2 separate regions of the Homo sapiens genome follow, and region 2 is linked to region 1. Evidence: chromatin loops called from intact Hi-C (ENCODE). Cell type or tissue: mammary epithelial cell. All regions are shown on one strand. Links, peaks and the distances in the headings refer to the core of each region. The heading gives the core; the rest is flanking DNA. Region 1 holds the start of LOC124902197 (a long non-coding RNA gene). Region 2 overlaps GAS1RR (GAS1 adjacent regulatory RNA).

Region 1 (12,075 bases), core at 1,453-9,452:
AGTTTCCCCACTGGGCTGAGAAAGAAGCATGCCTGCATTCACTGCGACTCCTTTGGCATGTCTGGGTTTGGGTGGCCTATGCTAGTTGGCCATTTTCCTTTCTAGCATTGAGGTATGTGTATGCAGGTAGTGGTAGTATCAAGGAATGGGCTACAGTACAACAGCACAGACTCCTGGTTGTCTACAAAACCCACTCTTCTCTACCTCCATTGTAATAGAGTTCCAGTAAGGCATGCAGTAGCCTTACTATAGTCCATATTTCTCCTCTCCCATGACTGCTCTGTGGTGGGGTGACTAAGTTCTCTCCCACGGAATGCAAAAGGAAGGGGTGTGTGCTACTTAAGCATTTGTGTCTTAAGACATGGATGTGCCCCTTTCAAACTCTCCACCCCTTCCCACCATCTGGAACCGGGAAGTGGCAGGGACTCAGCTTCAATCATGCAGGTGATGACAGTCCGGGGACGATGAAGTTACAAGAGGAAAGAACGATGTTCCCTGGAAGACCCTGTGGGAGAGCACTGCCTCTCCTTCCTGCATTGCTCATACTGGGGCTAAGTAACAAACAAAGATGTATTCTAGAAACTGCTGAAGCATTGTGTGTCTTTGTTACAGCAGCTGGGCCCTAACATAATGGGAATTGCACATCCCACATCTGGAAAGCAGGTAATTCTAAAGAGAACCAGAAGGTAGGGACATTGGATCAAGTGATGCTATAGAAAGAATTTCAACAGCACCTTTAATGATTGATTTCTCTAAGAAAAATGCAGAAGAAATTCTAACAGTTTTAAAATGCTGGGCTGTAAGTATACCAATATGCCTTATATTATTTTTCTATTCTTTTCTTCAGGTTTGAAATATCTAATAATAAAGCTGAAAGAAAAATGCAATAAATGGAATGTGTTGGCTATATTCTGACTTTAGAATCATCTCAACTCAGCAGCTCAGTAATATCCCCAGGAATTGTTTTATCTTTGAGTTGGATCTGTCTTCCTTTGGATTGTAGCTTCCCCTTAAAATGTTCTTCCTGGTCTCAAGATAACTACCAGCATCTCCTAGATTTTATGTAGCCTAATTCATTACAAATAAAAAGATCATCATTTCCCTCAGGTGGGTAAAATAGTCCTTCATCAAACATTTTTTGAGATTTTATTATTTGTCAAAAACTATTGGCACAGAAATGACTCTGAGACATGATTCCCTAAATGGAAAAGCACCAAGTCATTATCCTGGGACATCCACAAGTTTTTTTTTTTTTAAATAGATTGTTTTTTAAAGTGCTCATATTCTGCAATTTATGATGCATGTTAGGCAACTGACTTAGAATTAGCACCCACTCTTCCTCATCCTAGTCTTATATATCCATGAACATAAGATGTTCACACTTTGCTTTAGTTATTCTCTCTGCTTTCAAAACCCTTTCATTTCTTCTCCACTAGTACAAATCTAAATGTTTCTTCAAAGACCTCCAAGACATCTTTCTAGGGATTATAAAGAAATGGGATCCACAGGCAAGTCAGTGACTGGAGTGATTTCTCCCTAACTATATTGTCATTGCTTCAGAGTTAGAGCTGCTGGATTTTACCCTCAAGCAAGTTTGTTGTTCCCTCCTTTGTGTCCCCACAGCATTCTGTTTATATCATCAGTATAATACTGAGATGTTAAATTAAATAAGCAGGAGGCCATTAGACTGCAGCTGTCTCTGTACTTTGAGTTCCTATGTAAGAAACTGCAACCTAATTGAATATGAAAACAAACCAAAACCTGACTTAGGAATATAGCAAACCGCTGAGTTTCAGCCAATCACAAGCAGTCAGGTTCCAGCCTAATACAGGCAGCCAACTCATCGCACCACGCTCAAATATGGCAGACGCCTGGTTGTAGCCAAATCAGGTGATCGCTCTACTTTACAACTGAATCTGACCTATAAAAACTCACCACTCACACTGCTGGGCTGTCTGAACCTCTTCTGGTTCTGAGTGCTGCCCGGTTCATGAATCACATTTGTTAGGTCAGTGCGAAACCAACTGTAAATCATAATTTCCCAGAAAATTTCTTTTGAAATGCCGATTCTGAACTCCACCAGAGAATTTAGGAACCCAAATTCTAAGAATCTAAGAGATCAACTGACCTGTTGACCAGGGTGTGGCAAAATGTGGCCATGCAATGTTCAGCTGACCCCATCAGTAGGTCACAGCCACCAGCATCCAATAGCTCATGACCAAGGAACATGGTCATCAGGCACCATTCTTTAATTTTACTACTTAGGTAGCCATCTCCAAACACCTGAACTTCTATGAAATGAGCAGAGGCACATTCATAGACATTTTCCACAGGTATTTGCGTACTATATCAAGCACTAACACAGTGCTTGCAATATGTGTCTGCAATAAAGTGTCTGCAATAAAGCTGGGAACAAAACATAAGCCTCTCTGTCCAAATGTAGCTTAGAGGCCTCAGGTACAGACAGAAAATAATCTAATCAACAGGTAAACTTGTATGTCAAATGGGGTTAAAAAATCTCCTGTGAATGTTAACTAGCCTGATTCTAAGAAAAACAACTCTTCCATCATTTGCATGTAGTATAAGGAAAGAGAGCCCCCTACCCTTACATGTCAGTGGTGGTATTTAAGCAAAGCCAGGTATGTTGTAGGCACATGCACATTTTGGATGCAGGGATTGGGCTAGACACTTTTGTCAGGCCAGCCAACCTTGAAACTCAAGCATCTTTTGTTCTCTGTCTCTCCTTTTGCACTATCCCCTTTCTTCACAGAACTGTCCAGAATTAATGAGAATGGGCTCCAGGGTAGAAGAGATTGAGGTGGTAAGTGGAAGATTTTCCACATGACCTTGTATTCAGGTAACCAAATGAACTATTAAGTAAGCAATCCCCTTTACATACATTTTAAAAATCATTTTCTAGTTCTTTTAATAAAAACATATTTTAAGAAATTTGTATTTAAGACATAGGAGTACTGGAAAAAAGGATATGGAATCTGTGAACATTAAATAGTATAACTACTTGTGGCCACAGATATTTGAAAACAGTATCACAGTCACATCTGAGCTACCCAGCACATTACTACAGAGAGCACAAAAGAAACAGAGTGAATCAGAGACAGCAGAAACTCCATTTAAGGTCAAAAGTGGCAAGGAGAACATATTTCAGGATGAAAAACAAATATCCAGTTTTATGCTCATCTTTGCATGACTTACTATTTCAGCAACAGTGGGAAACTTTTAAACCACTTATGTGGGGATCATCAGTCAGTAAAGAACTTTATGTTCACAAGGAAAATCTTTTTTCCCAACCTTAACCTTTATGACCTGAGTCATATGATAATGCTTTTTTTTCTAGCTATGTGTTTCAAAAGTGTATGAGATTCTGTATTTTTAAAAATTATGGTGCATATACAAAATGAAGAAATTTATATTTTTTCTTAACAATCTGACATGAAAACTAAGCACATGAAAATCTTGACCTTATAAAAGGGTATTCTTTTTGGAATTGTGGATGAGGGAGGGAAAAAAAGGACTGAGACATGGCAAAGAAAAACAATCCCTCCACACATTCTCATTTTTCAAAGTGCTGAAATTCCCAAACAGCCTGAGGATTTCTCTATAAGCTGTCTCTGCAACAAAAATTTCTCTTCTAGTTTGAAATCAAACCTGAGGAATTCCAGGCTTAAAGGAAAACTCTTTCTCTCTCTCTCTCTCTCTCTCTCTCTCTCTGTGTGTGTGTGCGTGTGCGCATGCTTCAGAGGATTCAACAACTCCACCATCAAAGGCAGGAATTAAAGTCACTCCTTTTAAGACTAAGTGACATTTTGGGGAGCAATCTTGCCATTTTCCCCCAAGCCCCAGTATGTGGACTTAGCACCTCCCCAAGAGGGTGATGACACATCTGCATTGGGCACAGTCCAAGCTTTCCATCAGTTAGAATGGCCTGTTTGAGTCCTTGTCTCTTCATGGCTATATTGGATTTCTCCACACAAGAGACAGGTAGTGTGAACCAGAAAATAAAGGATCCCTTATGATATGAGTTAAGAATTTTTCCTTATGTTAAAATTAATTGGAAGCCTAAGCCCCAGGATACACAGTTGAGTGTAGCCAGAGAGGTTTTCTTTTGCTCTGGCAAGCAGCAAGACAATGGCTCTAATATTAATACATCACTCATTTTCCCTTCTCGAAGTGGAAACTGATTTTAAATTTTTATGTATCTCAGGTCTCCCAGGACAAAAACTACTCCTAGGAAGAGAGCAACATATTTTGGGAGGCTCCCATGAACTCTTCAGGGCCACAAGTGGGAAATAACTGTTCCTTGGACAGGAGCCAAAGGCACAGCTTCCAAAATGTCTAACAGCTTCCAGGGGTGGGAGCTAGGGAGAAGATGAGCTGAGAGAACTGGCTTTCATGCATCTGGGGAGATGGAGTCACTTGGGTGTCTGAGCATGTGATGTGACAGCCTGGGAAGGGAATGCTTTTCTGGGACAGAATTAGAACTTCAGGTGCTTGATCTCTGCTCAATCTCACATAATAAGAAAGGAGAGGTGTGTTTATAAGCATGCACACACAAACTTAAATACTTGGTTGGTATATATTCTTTACTTTCTTAAGCTCTGTAATTTAGATTTTGACTCACACAGTTAAAAATAAATTTTTAAGAGTTTCCTGTCAAAATCTTCTAGAAGATTTTTTTCCACTATATAAGCAGGTTCATTGTGTTGAAAAAATTACACTCTGATGAGCTCTGCATTTCTAATGTGCACCAGGCACTGAAAATGCAGTAGAGTGTGTGTGGCAGGGAAGAAAGGAGTGCGCCCAGGACTTTGATGTGAGGAAGGAGTAGCTTTAGGGCGCTGTGGCATCTTTGTTTCAATCACTCCCTTCCCATCACCCTTTTTCACCTTTCTTCACCTATAACTGTACTCAATTTTCATTTCGTTTAGAAGAAGAATTGGAAGTATGGTGGCCTTACATCAATAGCACTAAGGAATTAATGCCCCATGGGAGCAGCCCTCAGCCAATGACCTCTGGAGTTGGTGTATAAATACCCACAGGTCCTTTATCCCTTGGGAGGGGTTCCACATGGCTCCCAGAGTTCACCCAGTGGAAGCTGCTTAATCCTCCACTCTATGCTTCTTTTCCCTATGCCAATCCCTACTCCCCTACCAGTGTATACTACTCTCACCTCCCAAATAAAGTGCTCATACTTGTATCTTTAGCTTAGTGTCAGCTTCTGGAGGGACCCAGAGTAAATCATGTGTCTTCTGGGTACTGAAACGTTGACATGAATCATCAGGTAATGGCCACACTGTCCGGGTTCCCTCCTCTGACAACACCTGAAGCAGTTCTCAGTCTTCATAAAGTCCTGAGTTGCAGGGTTTTGCTCAGTACAAGCTGATCCACATTTTGCAATGATAACTATCAACATTTTACTAGAGTTTAACTCGAGCCTAAACATATAGACAGACAAATTCTGTGCAAGGAATTATCAAAATGACAGTTTCTTCACATTAAGGAATTAGTGAGAGGCCAGGAGGCTGAGAGTTCCATCTTTCCTGTGGGCTTGTCTGGATTCTGCTTCTTACTTTGTCCTAACCTCCCTCCTCTTCAGAGTATCCCTCGTGTTCCTGCCCTACACATTGGCTCTGGAGTTGGTTACTTCCTTGTTTCAGGATCCTCAACAATTTTCGACATTTCTATGATGATTTTTTGGTGTTTCCAGTTACAGTGGCCCACAGCTCACCTGATGAGCAGGATACTGACTAATGTAGTTAATAATTTTCATTGATTCTATTTCTGAATGTCTCCGTGTGGTGTATCTTCAAAATACCTTGCAAGATTGTGACTCACATGCTCATCACCCACTCCCCACCCCTCCCCTCCCAAAACCATCTCTGGGAAAGTAAGGTTCTTGCTGAGGACAATGAGGAGCCATTGAGCCATTCCTCAGAAGCAAGTGAATGACATGATGAAGAGCTGGGAAGACTGCCACCCCCTGGAGGCAGAGATCAGTTTACAAATCTCCAGTGTCATTCAGACCCTAACTGCAATGAGTGCAATAAAGAAGGTAATATGAGGAATGACCAGAGACAAAAAGCAATTGGATCTTTTCAGAAAAAAATGTGGTTATTTCAAGGATGAGAAATCAACCAATAGCACTGATGATCATAATCATAATTATCAGCTTTTTTTACTATCCATTTTGTGCTAAGAACCATATTAGATATTTCCTCAAGTTGTCTCTAATCCTTCTTCCCCAACAACAACCCTCAAAGGAGGATGTTTTATTTCTTCTTCCTCTCTCTCCCTCACTACCTCTCTCTCTCTCCCTCCCTCTTTTTCTTCCTCCCTCCTTCTTTTTGTCTATAGCTGAGACTACCAAGACTGTGAGTAGTTAGATTGTTTGATCAAGGTCACAGCTACTCCATAACAGAACTGGAATTTGAGCCCAGATTTTTCTGGTTCTAAAATCTGTATCTTGTATTCCTTGACTTTTTTAAAAAACAACAATAGAGAGTTTGAGAAATTCTTTCATGGTGAAGTATGAAAACAAATTACCAGCATTTCTGCATTTGAACTTCTGTACAATTAGCAACAATGGTTAATGAGAACTTACCAAGACAATTGACTTTTAAAAAATAGACTTTTTCTCTTCTTTACAAGCAACTGACAAATTCACCCACTCAATAAATATTTGTTGAACAGATTGTGTGCATGAAACCTCCTAGAACAATCAATCAATTATGGTCTTGCATCTAGGATACTCGCAGTTGAACCTCCGATAAGGTCTTTAAAAAGAAGTGGTGATTTCTGAAAGAAATGTAGTTTTTAAAAAGTCACTCTAGCCATATAGGAAGTACCTGGGAACTTTTCCCTCACCATATGTAGTGGGTTTGACTAGGAGGGCCAACTTCATGTTGTACAAATATGGACCAGTTTTAATATTTCCAGTGAATGCTTTCATTTTGTTCATTGAGTCACCATCTGTGTGGGTAGCCAGAAACTAGATAGCTTAGAGAGATCCAGTAAATATTTAGTCATTTATATTTTAAAACTTAGTCCAGTCTAGTTTAAATTCTGACTTCCAATTAGCATAGACAAGACTTAAAAGCAGCTCCTAGGATCTGCCTGTGACAGAGAAAGGCAAGGCCCGCTGTGATATCTCTTTCTCCCCTCCCTCCCTCTCTTCCTCCCTCCATCCCTTCCTCCCTCTTTTCTTTCATCTCTCTCTCCCTCTTTCTCTCTCGCTCTCTCAACTTTATACTTCCTCGGCCATGAATGGGGCTTCTTTTTCCTCCCTACCCTTAGAAATGCTTGTTCCAAGCAGTACCTGTGATCACCTCCCTGAGACTCTAAGCTTCCAGAGGCTTCACAGTGGAAGGGACTGGACAGAAAGAAACCACAGATTAAACAAAACAGGCTGCTCAGAAGGAAAAATACACAGGAAGGTATTTCAAAAGCACAATACTCAATGCACTGATTTTTGTCTACGTTTCCTCCGACCTCTTGAATTTAAGAACACATCTGTGTTTTTACCGCCTTCCCCAGCACAGTGCCTGGTTTAAAGTAGGCACCCATGGCTGTTTGTTGAATGAAGGCAATTCAACGGAAGGTATCAGCTGTGGTGAGATTGACCAGCACAGGTAGTATTGAGAAAATGTGTCCTGACCTGGATCTTGATGAAGGCATATGACATGTAAGAGTCAAAGGTGAATGAAGAGGGCAAAACTTCCTGCTTTCAATTGAAAGGCTGAGCATCAACCATGCACTGGGCATTGCTACTTGGGCTCACTCAGACATAGTGAAGAATAAGGAATGTTTCTGTCCTGAGGAGCTCATAGACTGGTGGAAGGGGCAACATAATGAATCATAGTGGGTTTTGTTATTTTTTTTAACTTGCCCAAATCCTATAATGGAGATATGATGTTATCATGTTATAATAAAGATAATGAGATAGAGATGTGCAGGTACTAGATTTGTGGGGTCAGTGTGGAGTTTACAAAAGAAGAAATTCCATTAATAATCTGGGAAATCTGAGGAGGAAGGCCCCCCCTCCCACAGGGCGGGTGAGGAAAGCTATCAGTAGTTGTCATCTCCAGCATCCACACATAAGGAACTAATGTAACATGTCATATTCTTCACCTTGAAAGTTCCACCAAATAGCTAGGCTTGTATCAATTTGCAAGGTGCTAGAAAATTATTGAATGCTCTGTGCATATTTAGAGATATTGAATAAGACAGCCTGAAAAATTTTTACTATTAGATAATGTATGTAATTCTTATTTGAAAAATTTGGTTTTTGGGAGGTTAAAACTGGAATTAATAAGGCTAAGTAATTTTGCTTTGACTCACTGTTCACTCTCAATACATACTGAAGTTCTCGGGGAAGGTGTCCCTGGCAGAATGAGAAATAGTGGCCATTTGACAAAATTCTATACCTCATAGAAACTGCTATAGAATACGTAGAAACTGGGAAAAATTTCCATCTGACATAAGACTTGAGCTCTAAATGGTTCCTGTCCTTTAAAACAAAGTGACAAAATAGAAATAAAATAAAAGTTAGGTATCAGCATGTGAAAAAGAATCCCTAGGCCGGCAATACCCAATATAGTAGCTACTAGCCACAGGTGGCTACTATTAATAAGTACTTGAAATGTAGCTAATCCCAAATGAGATGTGCTAGAAGTGTAAAACCCATGCTGGACTTCAAAGACTTAATGCAAAAGAAGGAGAAAAAAAGTAAAATATCTCATTAATATTTTTAATAATGATTACCTGATGGAATGATGATATTTTGGGTATATTGAGTTAAATAAAATATATTACTGAATTAATTTTACCTGTTTCTTTTTATGGCTACTAGAAAACTTAACCTTATTCACCAGGCATGGTGACTTATGCCTGTAATCCCAGCACTTTGGGAGGCCGAGGCGGGCGGATCACGAGGTCAGGAGATCGAGACAATCTTGGCTAACACGGTGAAACCCTGTCTCTACTAAAAATACAAAAAATTAGCCAGGTGTGGTGGCGGGCACCGGTAGTCCCAGCTACTCAGGAGGCTGAGGCAGGAGAACGGCTTGAACCCGGGAGGTGGAGCTTGCTGTGAGAGGAGATGGTGCCACTGCACTCCAGCCTGGGTGACAGAGCAAGACTGTCTCAAAAAAAAAAAAAAAAAAAGAACACTTAATCTTATTCATGTAGTTTGCACTATTATCTGTTTCTGAGTGCTACTTTAGACTGAGATTTGGAACATTTCCCCCCTCCTTTTTTTTTTTTTTTTTTAACAGGAATTGGGAAAGTTTTCTATTAAAGGCAATTGACCTGCTTTAAAAGAAAATCACAACCACATGGGAATATAAAAGAAACTTAATTTCATTTTCTCATGTTTCGTTTTGTTTTTGTAAGAGAAAGATACCTGAAATGTCATGCTCAGTTGATCTTAAAATTTAGAACAGAGAACACAAATATCTTTTTTAAATACAATGTTAAAGGCTCAAAATCCACTTCAGTTCAAGTAGTGCTGATTAAGGGAAGGGAGCAGGGGGATGTGCTGGGGAGAATGAAGAGTGCTATATTTTGGATATTTGTCCCCTTCAGATCTTATGTTGAAACTGGATTCCCAATGTTGGAGGTTCCACCTTATGGCCCGTGTTTGAGTCTCAGGGGTGGATCTCTCATGACTAGATTAATGTCCTCCCCCTCACCACGAGATCTCTGCACATGGCTCTCCTTCACCTTCAGCCAAAAGTGGAAGCAGCCTGAGGCCCTCATTAGGAGCGGATGCTGGTGCCATGCTTCTTATACAGCCTGCAGAACTGTGAAACAAATAAACCTCTTTTTTTTTTTTTTTTTTTTTTGAGATGGAGTCTCTTTCTGTCACCCAGGCTGGAGTGCAGTGGCACCATCTCGGTTCACTGCAACCTCCATCTCCCAGGTTCGAGTAATTCTCCTGCCTCACCCTCCCGAGTAGCTGGGACTACAGGTGCACACCACCACGCTCAGGTAATTTTTGTATTTTTAGTAGAGACGGGGTTTCAGCATGTTGGCCAGGCTGGTCTTGAACTCCTGACCTTGTGATCCACCTGCCTCGGCCTCCCAAAGTGCTAAGATTACAGCCATGAGCCGCCGCACCTGGCCTCTCTTTTCTTTATAAATGACCCAGCCTCAGGTATTCCTTTCTAGCAACACAAAAATGGATGAAGGCAAAGAGGTAATGACTCATTGCTGACTTCAGAGCACTAATTTTACACTCATATTCCTAAAAACCTCGAAGGAAAAAAGATATGCATATGAGACAAACAAATATCTTCTTATACCATACATCACTTATCCATGATAATTACGGCCACTCAGATGAATTACCCCAAATTATGTGCAATGACTGTACCATTCAAAGTCTACTATGGATATCCTATGGATATCCAACTATCTGCTATCCATAGTAGACTTTGGTACAGTCATTGCACATGATTTGGGGTATAACAAGATATTCTTCTGTGTATAACAAGATATTCCCTCCTATGAGTGCAGCACGGATTTTTCTGGTCAGGAACAAAGGTTTATTGGGGAAGGAGGAGGAGTAGTCACAGGGTCCATTTGAGCTTTACCCTCAGTACAACAGGTTTGATTTGGTCATTTCTGTAGCTGCAGGGTCAGCACTGACACACTCCTGCACAGAGCAAAAGAGAAAAGGCATCAGACGCAGACTCCTTGGTTCAGGGTTTTCTCCCCAGATTACTGATGGGGGCCAAGGGCAAAGCTGAGAGCTGCAGGCTTTCACTTGGTGTCCCCATTACCACATATTGCCAGCCCATTGTCTAATGCAACTGTTTAAAACTCTTACCAAAGGCCTTGGACAATGGTTTCCACTTCTACTGCCAACTCAGAGGCCAGGAAATGAGTTATAAAGCATCAGCTTAAGTTCAACACTGTCATTGATGCTATATGTAAACAATACGAAGCATTTTACAATTTTAGGCAATCTGCAAAGCAAAATAAGACAAGCAATGGAAAAAAAAATTAAGAAACGATTGACTTAGGAGATGAAGTTGACGCACATGATTTTATTCTAGCTCAAACTTCACTTTTCATGGGTGATAAAACTGAGACAGCAAGGGGCTGAGCGATTTTCCAAACCACATCCCCAGTTGGGATTAGATTAGCTCTTAGTGTATCTCCTTTTAGTCTGCCAGGGCTCCTTGGTCACTCCGCAGTAGTTAAACTCCTAGGTAGTTAAACACACTTTGGGCCGGGCACGGTGGCTCACGCCTGTAATCCTAGCATTTTGGGAGCCCAAGGCGGGAGGATCACGAGGTCAGGAGTTCGAGAACAGCATGGCCAACATGGTGAAACCCCGTCTCTACTAAAAATACAAAAATTAGCCGGGCATGGTGGCATGCTCCCAGCTATTCGGGAGGCTGAGGCAGGAGAATCGCTTGAACCCAGGAGGCAGAGGTTGCTGTGAGCTGAGATCGCCCCACTGCACTCCAGCCTGGGTGACAGAGCGAGACTCCATCTCAAACAAACAAACAAACAACCACTTCAGGGCAATCTAACTCACCGTGAATTACCTGCTTTTGGTTCCTTTTCTAAGCATACTAATAGCTGCCCACAGTCTGTTAAATATTTGCTGTACTGGATTTTACTTAAGAATCCTATGAATTATTTTCTTACCATATGAGTTGAATGCTTAAGCAGAATCAGCTAAATTTGTTCCCAAACCTGTCTCTGTCAGTTGTCCTTGTTAATTGTCTAATTAAATTAAATATAAATCAATGAAAATTAAATTTAGAAAAATAATTTTCTCTATAAAAATTAAACTTAATGCTTTGAACAGTTCTAGGAGAACTGTAAAGTTTTTGGGGAAAAAAATCTTCAAAATCCAGAGAGATTCTGCTCTCTCATGGTTTTCTTGGTTTTGATTTAAGATCTTGCTTCCTTTAAGAAGAAATTGAAGCTGGGAGCTACAAAATACTTATTTTTGTTGTGGTTCATGTATGAAAGACAATACAAAACTTCAATCAGCTATCTCCAAAATCAAAGAATAATCCTGGCCCTGTATCAAATGTTGGT
Region 2 (12,075 bases), core at 1,781-9,780, 120 kb after region 1:
AGCACAAGCAAAAAAGAAGATGAATAAATGGACTTAATAAAAAATAAAAACTTTTGTGCATCAAAGGACATTGTCAAGAAAGTGAAAAGACAACCCACAGAATGGGAGAAAATATTTGCAAATTATGATTTGATAAGGGTCTAGTATCCAAAATACATACAGAACTCTTACAATTCAACAGCAAAAAAAAAAAACACCCAATTTTTTAAATGGCAAATGACTTGAAGAAACACTTCTTCAAATAAGCTATACAAGCAGCCAACAAGCACTTGAAAAGATGCTCAACATCATTAGTCATTAAGGAAATACAAATCAAAACCACAATGAGGTACCCCTTCACACCCACTAGGATAGCTATTAACCAAAAAGGAAAATAACAAGTGTTGGTGAAGATGTGGAGAAACTAGAGTCCTCATATATTGCTGGTTGGAATAGAGAATGGTTCAGGCACTTTGGGACAGTCTGGCAGTTCTCAAAAGAAATAAACATATTAAGTTTGTATCCTAGCAACATCCCCTTTCAAGGTACCAGTTTCTGCAGTAGGTATGGCCAGCTAAGTTGCAATGAGAAAGGGTTGTTGTGCTAATACAGATGAAAGAGCATGGTGGCTTAGACTAGAGTTTTAGCAATAGAAATGACAGGACATGGTCAGATTCCAGATGGAACTGAGACACAGAATCAACAGGACAGACTGATACATGACATATGGGGGGACTGGGAAAATTGGTAAATAACCTTCCAGGTTTTTGGTCTGCATAACTGGGTGAGTTGGTGAGGGGTAGGGGGGGACACATTTTCTGAAATAGGAACATTTGACATTTGACCTGAATGAAATACAAAAGACGAAAAGCAAGTATTTCTGGGAAGAATGTAGCAAAAAGAAGAAACAGTAAGTGCAGAGACTTGAGGAATGAAATGAGCTTGGCTAATTTGTGGAACGAAAAGAAGGTTAATGTGGCTATGCTGAGAGTTGGGGGTTTTCTTGCCACTGAAAAAAGATCACTTCAGTTTGCCCTCTTTAAAATGATAAGAATTACTGATCGTTTTAATTAAGTACAGTACTAATTACTGTACATGGTATACCCAAAACAGGATGAGATATTATCAACTTTAAAACTTGCTGAAATTGATTTGTAATTTTAAAAAAACATACCTTTAGTTATGAGGTAGATGATTTTAAATTATTTTCTGAAAAGTTCAACAGTTCTAAATCATTTTGTGTACATTTTTTCGTGTCTTCAAACAAGGCAGGCAAACACTGTTTTTAAAAAACAAGTATACACTTAAAAAATAGGTATACACTTTCAAAAAGTTCAAAGAAGTATTCAAGGCCTTATCTACTAGAAACAGAATCTTCACAAAGTAATATTATTCAAGTAATTACAGATTGATAATATTAATATTTAATATTTGAATAATTCAAAAGACAGCAAAATCTTATTTTACCTCTTATATTTCAGTGTTGTCCAGGCCTTAGCTTGGTTAAAATACTTAGTTGTTAGAACTGTATGGCAAAACCCGATAGCGCAAGTGGAGTGCTAAAAGTTAGACCACTGAGCCTAAGGCCACAGAACAAGGCAGAGGCTGGATGAGGAGGGTCTCACAGACCAAATCTGGTTGTGGGGGATCTGGTTGGCATGAATTACAGCCACCAAATCTTCACATCACATGTTCTGCTGTGTTAGTTTAGACACTGCCTAAGTAGGTTTCTACCACACAGAATTATTTTTGGCACGAACACCCACTTTCATATGCTAAATAAGTATGTTCAAACTTCTCTCCTTCTCTTTGAATATAATGTTTCCTTGGTCTAATGTAGACAATCACAGTATTTTGTATTCAGAGAAAACTTTTGATGCATGAGATTTCAAGTATGTACTTTGGCAAAATAAACAGCTCTAATAATTCTCCCAGGTCCCTGATGTCCCAATTGCATTGGAACTTGCAGTTTTCTTGGCAGGGGCGGGGAGGGGGGCCACTGGGCCAGTTCAGATACCATTCTGCCTCTATCCCCCCTACTCCTTCATATTAGATAATATGCTAAAGAACTGCACATCATACATTTTCTTCTGAGAAGTTTTTCTCCAGGAAGTTGAGCTTCCATGGAGGGTCACCTCCTTTTAAAGACCTTCCTTACTCTTCCTCCTACTTCCCCCGCTCCTAACTTCCACTCCCTGCTGTAGTACCCCCAGCAAAATTAATTCCTTCCTCCTTTTCAAGCTCCACCTTACTCTGTTGGAATCTCTACCATGGCTTGGTTGTCAGGATTATGAGCTTTGCAATTAGAAAGACCTAGATGTGAATTCTAGCTACTCCATTAACTAGCTGTGTGCATTTGGGTCTCAGAGGCTCACCTCTAACACAGGCATGACAGTTGGACTGACCACAAAGAATTGTTATAAATATCATAAAAGGCAGTATTTACAAAGTACTTGGGACAGTACCTGGGGCAGGGGAGGTGCTTGATCACTGGTAGTCATTAACAGTAGTAATCCCAGTAGTGTTTCAACATTGTTATCACTATTTTGGCAATTATGATAGCTTTTTGCGTATACAGTTGCCCCCTTCTCCGACTCCCATTCATGGGTTCCACATATGTAGATTCAATAAACCTCGAATAAAAAATATTTGGAAAAAAATTTCACCTGTGTTAAGCATGTACAGACTTTTTTTGTTATTGTCCCTTAAACAATACAGTATAATAACTATTTACATAGCATTTACATTGTATTAGATGACTTAGAGTATAAGGGAGGATGTGCATAAGTTATATGCAAATACTATGCCATTTAATATAAAGGACTTGAGAATCCACAGATTTTAGTATCCATAGGAGGTCCTGACACCAATCCCCAATGGATACTGAGGGACGATTGGACGTGTTCACTTATCTTTCTTTACTGAGTTGTCACATATCTTTCTCTACTGAGTTGTTGCTAAGCCCTGTAATGACAGGGCACTAACTTATTTGACCTTGTTTTCCCACCACCTAATTGAGGACCTTAATAAATGTTGATTGAATTTACGAATGAACTACTTTTGCTCACGGCTAGCATTTTCAGTCTTTTTTCTACTCTCTAGACAACTTATAATCCACAAATAATCAACAAATGACTCAGTTACAACCTCCTTTCCCTGCAAGTTGTTTATCCAATCAGTGACACTGACAGATTTGAAATTCACCTCAGGCCAAAAGGGTAAGTCAAATAGGCTCACAGCTAACAGGAGAGAATGGAATTGCTTGGACAGCCATAAGTAAAATCATTCAATCTTTAGTAATGAGAACTATTTGGTTTTTACTATTTCTTTATGTCTGAATTACAACATCTTCAAGATAATTAATTTTACAATATTATATCACAATATTGGCTTTTTCCCACCATCCCTTCCATCATCATTAGCATATTTGTATTCATCCTTGTGCTGTCACCTCATAGGGTCAAGATGGCTGCCAGTTCTCTAGGCATTGCATCCACCATCAACAACTAAGTGGAAAGTAGTGGACAAAAGGCTTTTTTCTCTTGGGGCTCCACCTTAAAACTTCCATTTTTATTTCTTTGGCTAAAAGTGGTTATCATTTATACTCCCCCTAGAGCACTCATTGGTAAAGAAGAATGGAGCTAGTATCATTACATTAGATCAACCAGAATTTGTCCACTGGGTCTGGGTCTTCCCTCATGTTGAGAGACCTCTGCTGGCTACATGGACCCAAAATCTAGGCCCTTTGTGCAGAGAAGAAGGTACTAAATGGCTGTTTGGTTGGAAATGAACTGCATCACAATTATTATCAAGAACTTATAGATAAGAACATAGAGGCTCAGAGAAGTTAAACAATACCATCAGCAGTACACAGCTCATGAATAAAATGCAAGATTTCAATCTTCAATGCCATCATCAAATTAAGCAGTTCTTAAAATATATAAGGCTTGCAAAAAAAGAAGGGAACCCCTTGGAATTAGGGCATTCCTGAAGAAGCAAGTTAGTAGAAGAGTGAAGAGAAAAGGAAAAGTTTTACTTAGCTGTCTACTATAAGCCAGGTAGTATGTTATTTACACTGTTTCCAGACTTAGAACAATTGATTTTACAAAGAAGGGCCCAGAGAAGTTAGGTAACTAGCCCAAGGTCACACAGTTTGTTAATATGGTACAACTATTGAAAAGCAGGTATTCTCATTCACAGCCCATGATCTTTGCATGCCATTGCCCTGTCCTTTTGTGTAAGCACACAAAATGGGTGTCTGGAATCAAAACTTACACCATGAGAGGGAAAGTCCAAAACTGAGCCAAGGGATTGCTGGGAGAAGGAAGGTAGAGAGTAGATGGCCGTCCAGGAATCCCTGTGTTCCTCTAATTGCCTGATGCTGTGTTTTCAGACAGGATTCATTGTCCGCTGCCCACTGAACTAGTCCCTCAGAAACAACTCTGCTTCTGACATTTTCCCATAAAGCTGTCACAATCCAAATTCTTACTTATTTAAAACTAGTTATTTGTTTAAAGCCATATGAACACAGTGGTGGCTGTGGGTGGCTGGGGGCCAGCAGAGTGATCTAAATGGCCTAAATTATATGGAACCCTCATTTTCTATCCTGACAGCCTGCCTCTGAGATAGAGTCTGGGTCCAAGAGTGGAAATCAATTTTGAGCTGAGGCGTGCTAATAATTACTTCTGCAAAGCTCTTGCTGCCATATCTAATTCTCTCTGCGGGAATTCTCTGTGATGAGGGATTAGATGAGAGATAAGAAGTTTAAAAGAGCAAACATCAAAGTATCTTTCTAGAAGTTTCTGTTGGGAGTAAGAATGGGACTCTGTGGATAAGTAAAGCTTCAGAGGCAGGCAGCCTTGGTTTGCAATGCCAGCTTTACCATGTACTGGCTTAAGATTGTCAAGATATTAAATTTCTCCATGAATTTTATTGGTAAAAGTAAGACTGACAAAATTGGCCCTTTGAATGCCTGTGGGCATAGCGCAAAGTAAAGCTCAGCCCATTGCTTGGTACACAGCAGGTGCTGTTTACTGTCACATCTTCCCAAAAGCTCCCTTCTCAACTGGCTCTCTTCCACCCATTTGGATAAGGGCTGAAGAGCTGTTCAGATACCTGCTCCAAGGCCAGGTATCTAATGCCCAGTTGTAGAGGCATGCAAAGCGGGCTGACGGCGCCCTTAACATTTGGTAGTCATCAGATAAACGAGACCCTGATGCCATAGGTCAGATTCTGACATTACAGCTAAGGGAAGCCAGTTGCCTAGAAATGGAGAAACTGGCTGGCAATTAAGCAAATTTATAGATATTTCTAAAATTCCTAGGAGCCTAGATTTAGCGGGGAAGGAGAGGTAGGAGTAGTGGTGTATTTTACCAAAAGCTCAAATAAATCCAAACCCAACAGAATCACTGCTCAGAGATGTAAAAAGACAAGAAAACAATGAAAGGGCAGAAAAAGATTATTTTTCAAAGGTTTTCTGGTTGGGACAGCAGGCACACACATACTCTGTTTCTTTTCTTCATCTTCTCAGGCTGGCCCCAGGGTCAGAGGAAGAACCATCCTCCTCTGGTTTGTTTTTATCGACAGCCTCCAAAGGAAAGTTTTGGGAGAACTTTTTTTTTTGCCAATTTGGATAATGTCTTGCCCTCTAATCCAGAAAGTGGATTTTTTTTTTCACCCAGCCTTGGAAATCAATGCCAGTTTGTTTATTTATTTATTTATTTATTTCTGTAGAAATTTTGCACAATTTAAATATGTGCATGTTCACATTGGCTTCATTTTTCTTTTCTTTGCATAGATTTCCAACTTAATCAGGAATGGCTGGATACTGTAACTTTTTGGCACAAACAGCAAAAAGAAAGGGGGGTAAGTGTGGGGGGAGTTCTTTTCCAGGACTGAACTGTTTGCACTCTTTGTTTTGATGGTGCCACCTGACCCCCCTGGGAAGGGTTGAGTTTCTCCACATCCATCACGCCTACAGAGGGCTGTGTCAAAAGCCCGACCAGGCCTCCCCCTTGCCCATCTATGGCTGATTATTCACTGCATTGTGTTCTGAAGACGCACAGGCTGTCACGGAAAAGGTGCCTTCCTGCCTAGCCGCTCAGGACATTGACTCTTGTGAGCCGACTTTCCTCTCTTATTCCCATATCTATGACCTTCTCTTACTGTTCAGAGCCGTTTCAAGTGTGAGCTTGCAAGGTATCGTTTTTCCAAAAATGTTGGCCCATAACCATCGGCATTCAGATATGAGTAAAAAGATATGTTGGTAATAAAGCCAAACATAACAATTAATGCGTCAGGATTCCAAAGCACATTTTGCAATACCAGCTCATGTTGCAGCTGATGTCAGAATGTACATGCTGTTAATCTAATGAAAGGGCACAAGGATTTCTCTAAGTCCTGCACATATGAAGACGCTATCAGATCATCTGACTTTTTGTTTGAGCACATTGTGTACCACATTGAAAGTATTCCAGCTTGATTTCTATCCTTCGAAAAATTCTCTCCTTATCTGCTGAAGTCAGATTTGGATATATTCGCAAGGGAGTAAAGATTTAGCTGATCAGAATTGGAGTCATTAAGCAGGCCTGGAAATTCCCTATCAGGCACCCACGCCAGTGTTTCTTGGTGCTGCATAGCTTAAGAATTTGGAAGGAATGGGGCAATGGGCCAAACAATCTCATCTCTGAGGTTTTTTTTCTGAAATTGATGAAGGCACTGTGCAATCACGCAGGATGAAACATTGCAACTAACTAGATTGCCTTTAGTACCTTACCCTAATTAAGCCAGTATTGAAACTGTATATAAGCAGTGTACCAGGAATTGCAAACTCAGGTGCCCAGAGGACCACATAGGACAGTTGGAGGGGATGCGAGACGGTACAGTAGTGGGGACAGTGACAACCAGAGAGAGCATTCTTTGTCTAGAGGGACATTCACTACTCTTCTATCCTGAAAATGCAAATATGGCAAGATTTTCTATTTTTTTCCAAGAAAAGTCAAAAATCCTGATGTTTAGGATACATTTTTAAATCTTGGCTACCAATTCAATTAAAAAAATCCATGCAAGTAAAGAGTCTGACTGCTGAATTTGGCCCTTATGATATTAGCTTTTAATCTCTACAACAGACTAGAACTTGGAAATTTGTTTCTACACACAGAATTTGAAGCTTGACAAGTTGAGAGTTATAGTGACCTTTTTCTTGTGACTTCTTGGACAGTCTGTCACTCAGTCCTGCACAAAGAATGATTCAAGATAAGGGCTTCTTATCCATGGGCATCCCGGGGTCCTTCACCACAGTTAACACACATTGGGGATTGATTCAATGATGCTGCTCTTTGTTTCCTATGACTGCTAGCCCAAATTGCCACAACCTTGGTGGCTTAAAACAACACTAATTTGCTTCTTGACAGTTCCGTTGGCTGGAATTCTGACATGGCTCTCACTGGGCTAAAATCAAGTGATGGGCAGAGTTGCATTCCTTTCTGGAGATTCTGGGGGATAATCCATCTCCTTGCCTTTTCCAGCTTCTTGACACTCCTGCATTCCTTCCCCTTTCTCGATCTTCAAGGCCAGCAGTGGCAGGCTGAGTCCTCACACGACATCCATCCTATCTTGCTTCCATCACCATGTTCCTTCGGACTTTGGTTCTTCTGCCTCTTCCTCCACATTTCAGGTTGCTTCTGATTACGTTGGGCCCTCCTGGATGATCTCCCTATTTTAAAGTCAGCTGATTAGCAACTTTATTGCCCTTTGCCATGTAGCCTAACATATTTTCAGGAAGGCCTGTTGAGATGTGGATGGGAGAACCTGGGGTTGAAGCTTTAAAGTGAGACCAGTGAGCCACTGGCTTTTAACCTAGGGAACTCATGTTCCATTGACTCTTTGGGAACCTTCCCATGAATGACAGCGCATTTCTGGTGACTTACTACCTGGTTGCTTACCTAACGTGAGGGCTGTAGACGGCCTTTGCTTCTTGTCATCATTTCTCCTCTTATTGAGTTTGGGAATCACTGGCCATTCCAGAGTAACCAAAACCAGAATACAAACAGCGTTACATGGGGCAAAGAGATCAGCAAGGGATGAACATAGAACCAAGTGTTCTCAATGTCTGCTTTAAATGCCTGCTTTTATGGAAGATGTACAATGGTCTTACCATTCATCATTTTCGTAAGTCATATGATATTTCAGCATGCCATTCATCCCATTATTTTTGCATTGAACCAAAGCAAGTTTTCTTCAACTGCAATTTTCTTCCCTAATCTTTGGAGGCTCATACTATCCCCTCCAATTAGCTGCTCAGCACCTCTGCCTGAAAAAGATAAAAAGATTCAGGTAGCAAATGCCATTTCCTGTCTACTCACTTAAAATCCCTAAAACCAAGGACTTTGTTTTGTTTCTTTTCTTTGCATTTTTGTTTTTCAATTTGCTAAACCTTTATTGAATGGCTTCACTGTCTGTAACACTCCATTAGGGTTGGGATGGGGAGACTAATTTTTCAAAGTAAATTAAATGTCTTCTATTCCTCATTTTCTTATTGAGTATACAACTGGGTAAAAGTGGAAACAGGGGAGAAAATGAGTGAATGTTGGAGAGTGGAGAATGCTGCCTGGGGACTAAGAATGGATCTAATGAGCTTCAAAATATCAACTGGAATGTTGCTATTACAGTCTGGTTTTCTGCCTTAAATATTATTTTGTGCTACAATTGAAAGGAGAGAATATTCCACGTTGGGTGAAAAAGTTGAAAGTAATGCAACATGGCAGGTCAGGGTCAGTGCTGTGGTGTGAATGATGGGGCAATTGAGAATGGGTCTCCCTTAGATTCCACCTCATTTTTTGCAGTTTTTGGCCAATGCCTTGATCAGAACTTCTTTTCATGGTCATAAATATGTGCCAACTTGTGAAATTCAAGAGAAAAAAGTACTCTATCAAAATAAAACTACAAAATTCTGAATGTTGGTTATTGATGTTGCATGTAGCTGATTGTATTGCAATTTATTTAAAAATAAACCTGTCTTCCCCTTGAGGCTGAGGTGTTGAGGAAGCAATGAGTCCTGACTTAACTTGTCCTTCCAAACTTGAGTCATACTTAGCACCTGCTAGGTGCTTAATGAAAATGTGATTTAGGTTCTGCCCTTCACTCCTCTGAATTCCATTCTCCCACCAGCTTATGATATCACAAAAACACGGTGCTAGGCAGGATTTTGGCCCCCATGACTTTCACCCGATGTTTTATGCTTGTGATTATGTTATGTAATTAAGGTTGATAATCGACCTTCAAATAAGGAGATTATCCTGGATAAACAGCGTGAGCCCTGGGTAATCACAGGGTGCTTGAGAGTGGAAATGGAAGGTAGACAGATGAATCAGAAGAGAAGTGCAGCATGAGAAGATTCTGATCCTGAACTGTAGGGGTTGGACCATTGCAAGGTGTGGAGAGAGGTCTTTGAGAGCTAAAGCTGACCCCCGCTGACAGCCAAAAAGGAAACGGGAACCCCAGTCCTACAACCACATGGAACTGAATTCTGCCAACAATCCAAATAAGCCTGGAAGCAGATTGTCCCCCAAAGCCTCCAGAAGGAATGAAGTCTTGCCAATGCCTTGATTCTAGTCAGGTGAGACCATGTCAGATTCTGACCTACAGAACTGGAAGGTAATAAATTTGTCTTGTGCTAAGCTACTAAGTTTGCAGTAATTTGTTACAATAGCAATAGATAACTAATTTTAAAAAACTATTTGTAGATCCCTAAAAATCCTTCTTGTAGACACTTTGTTTCTGGTCTCTCCGAAAAGAAGTGTCCCCTCCCTCCTCCTAACCACAGAGCACCTGCTATCCATTTGACACTTGTAGCATAAGACTTACCGTAACATTAGCTCAATTTTCTTGTACCGTATCTGACGCAATTGACTGTAAGTTCCTTGAAAGTAAGGACCAGGTATTAGTCATGTTTCTCTCTTTTTGCATAAGGCTTAAGGGAAGCCATTTATTTCTGACAAGAAGGAGTCCAGAACTTATTTGGGAGAGAGGTGGTAGCAGGCTTGACTATGGGAATTGTTTCACAGGCTGGGGTCTACAATGGGTGGCAGTGTTCAGCTCTAGTCCACCAGGAGGGTCACTGCCAAACCTGAAGGAGAACCAAGTCAGATACAGCAGCTACCATAGGAACCCAGATATCTGAAGCCAGGAAATGAAAGCAAGTACACGCATGTTGGGAGCAGCAGGGAAGGACCTGGAAGATTACATAAAACATCTGCTGAGTTGAAAGATTTGCCTTTGGAGCCCAGTAGGATATAGTTGACCTGACTTAAAGGGCCCAGGACCTCATGGGTGTCCAGGGATAGCCATTTTCCTAGCTGGCAAGCTATAGGCATCTCCCTATCACCAGACTACCATCAAGATAATAGCCTTCAAGCAATGTATTATCTCTAATAACCTAGGGAGTAACTCCTCACAAAGAATTCTAGAGTCCGAATTTATAACTAACTAACCTTGAGTGGGTCTTGCACCATTTCACTTGATTCCATAATCTGAGTCTAAAGCTTCAAAAATAAGATCTGTTCCCCCACCTCCCCTCCACCCGCTACCACACTCACGTTCCCACTTGGCTAGCCTGGAAAGTTCAACTGTAGAGACTACCTTCTATTTGGATCTCAGTCAACCCTAGGCGCTCTCGTGGTTGTCTCAGAAATATGGATCGTCTGCAAATCAGACTTTTCAGCTCACCAATCCCAAGTGGTAACCTCTCCAGCCAAGTCACCCCTGGAAACATATTTTCAACTCTTTTAGCAGAGAAAAATATTTGGATCTCTGCCTATTTTGCAAAGGCTTAGCATCAAATTACATACTCAGGGCTTCTGTTTTTTTAATATTATGTGTCTGTACTATTTAAACATACATGGAAAGTAGTACTTCTTTCCTAACAAACTAAAGCTTGCTGGCGCCAGAGTTGCATTGGTGACTGTGACTGTTGTGTGAGTTGTGTCACTGGGATGCAGTTAAAGGCCTCAGCAAAGTGGTCTGAATGCTCAGGATGGAGCCAGCCGGATTGGGACAGGGAATGTGGCCCTTCCCTTTGCTTTTCTGGAAAGCGTGATCATCACTGCTCCTACAAAGACTTTCCATTAATTACTCAAATGTCACATCCTGTGTCTCCAAGCTGACCACAGTAAGCCTTTGGATATTGAAATGTTATTCTCCTTTTATTTGTGGATACTCTTTTCATTCAATATTTTTCCTGTCTATAATCTTTTTTTTTTTTTAGTTTAGAAAACATTCTTAGCCTAGGTATCTAGGCTATGTGAGCACATGTGCTTTGTAACACTACATATTTCAAGAGGAAAAGAAAGAGATTTTTGGAACATATTTTCCAAGTCTCAACTGATTAAGAATCTATTTTATCTTCTATGTCCATGAATAGTTCACCAATGATGTGGCCCAAGTCTTTTACCCTTGAATATCGTATAGCGTCATTAGTGCAGACTTCCCTTGGGAATTAAGGAAGATTTGAGCAGCAGCTGCACTGAAGCTTATGGTCCCACAGTCCAGGGAGGAAAAGTTAGCTGAATAAATTAACAATATAAATAACACTTCAGAGGTTTTTTAAAACCAGTTAAGAAAACAAGCTATCTCCAATCTCTCCATATGAATTATTAACATTCTAAATTCTAATACTAAATTTGTTATTTTGTTTTATTAAGCCAGGCATTTTCATTTTCCCTGCTAGGAAGGCCCTTATTAACATAGCTTAAGTTATTATATCTACCCGAAATAAGTATAACTATATATCTTTAAAAATTAATACTTTTTAAACATTTTCAACCAGAATTTTGCCCCATTTAATGATGTTTGACTCCAGCTTTAATTACATAATATGCTGTCTGGCTGTTCCCTTCCTTTCTTTCCCTTAAGAACCTCATTTTGACTTCGGACAGCTTTCTTTTTACTTGACAAGTGTCGCAAAGTCCTTGCTTAATTTACCTGGATTCCCAGTGCTGGCTGATGAACAAGTTGTGTTTCCTAGGAGGCTGTGATGGTAAAGTGGACTCACAGAATCTGTGCCATCCAGCTCAGCCATGCCCTCATCAAACAGAACTC

What was found. A loop is a pair of places that touch in the nucleus more often than their neighbours do. Peaks named below come from ENCODE experiments on the same cell type or tissue, not always from the same donor. Only the 100,000 strongest peaks of a DNase experiment are listed, where the experiment ranks them.
Region 2: a loop joins it to region 1, with 7 times the contacts of the local background. A loop is called at or near these places in 2 of 110 quality-filtered maps.

The regions. Positions count from the first base shown.
Region 1 is chr9:87,101,135-87,113,209 of GRCh38, reverse strand. It overlaps LOC124902197 (a long non-coding RNA gene), which reads right to left and starts at 11,037. Exons shown (of 2, transcript XR_007061639.1): 1 at 10,847-11,037; 2 at 10,540-10,672. In mammary epithelial cell, for the core only: a CTCF peak has its summit at 5,997 (motif pointing left); DNase peaks (open chromatin) are centred at 3,149 and 5,879; H3K27ac peaks cover 1,496 bases.
Region 2 is chr9:86,977,985-86,990,059 of GRCh38, reverse strand. GAS1RR (GAS1 adjacent regulatory RNA) reads right to left here. Exons shown (of 7, transcript NR_049794.1): 3 at 8,135-8,290; 4 at 2,445-2,612; 5 at 1,154-1,258. Among named protein-coding and RNA genes, the nearest start is that of GAS1RR, 35 kb to the right of the region's middle. In mammary epithelial cell, for the core only: no CTCF peak of the experiment used is centred there; DNase peaks (open chromatin) are centred at 6,159 and 6,579; H3K4me3 peaks cover 146 bases; H3K27ac peaks cover 2,356 bases.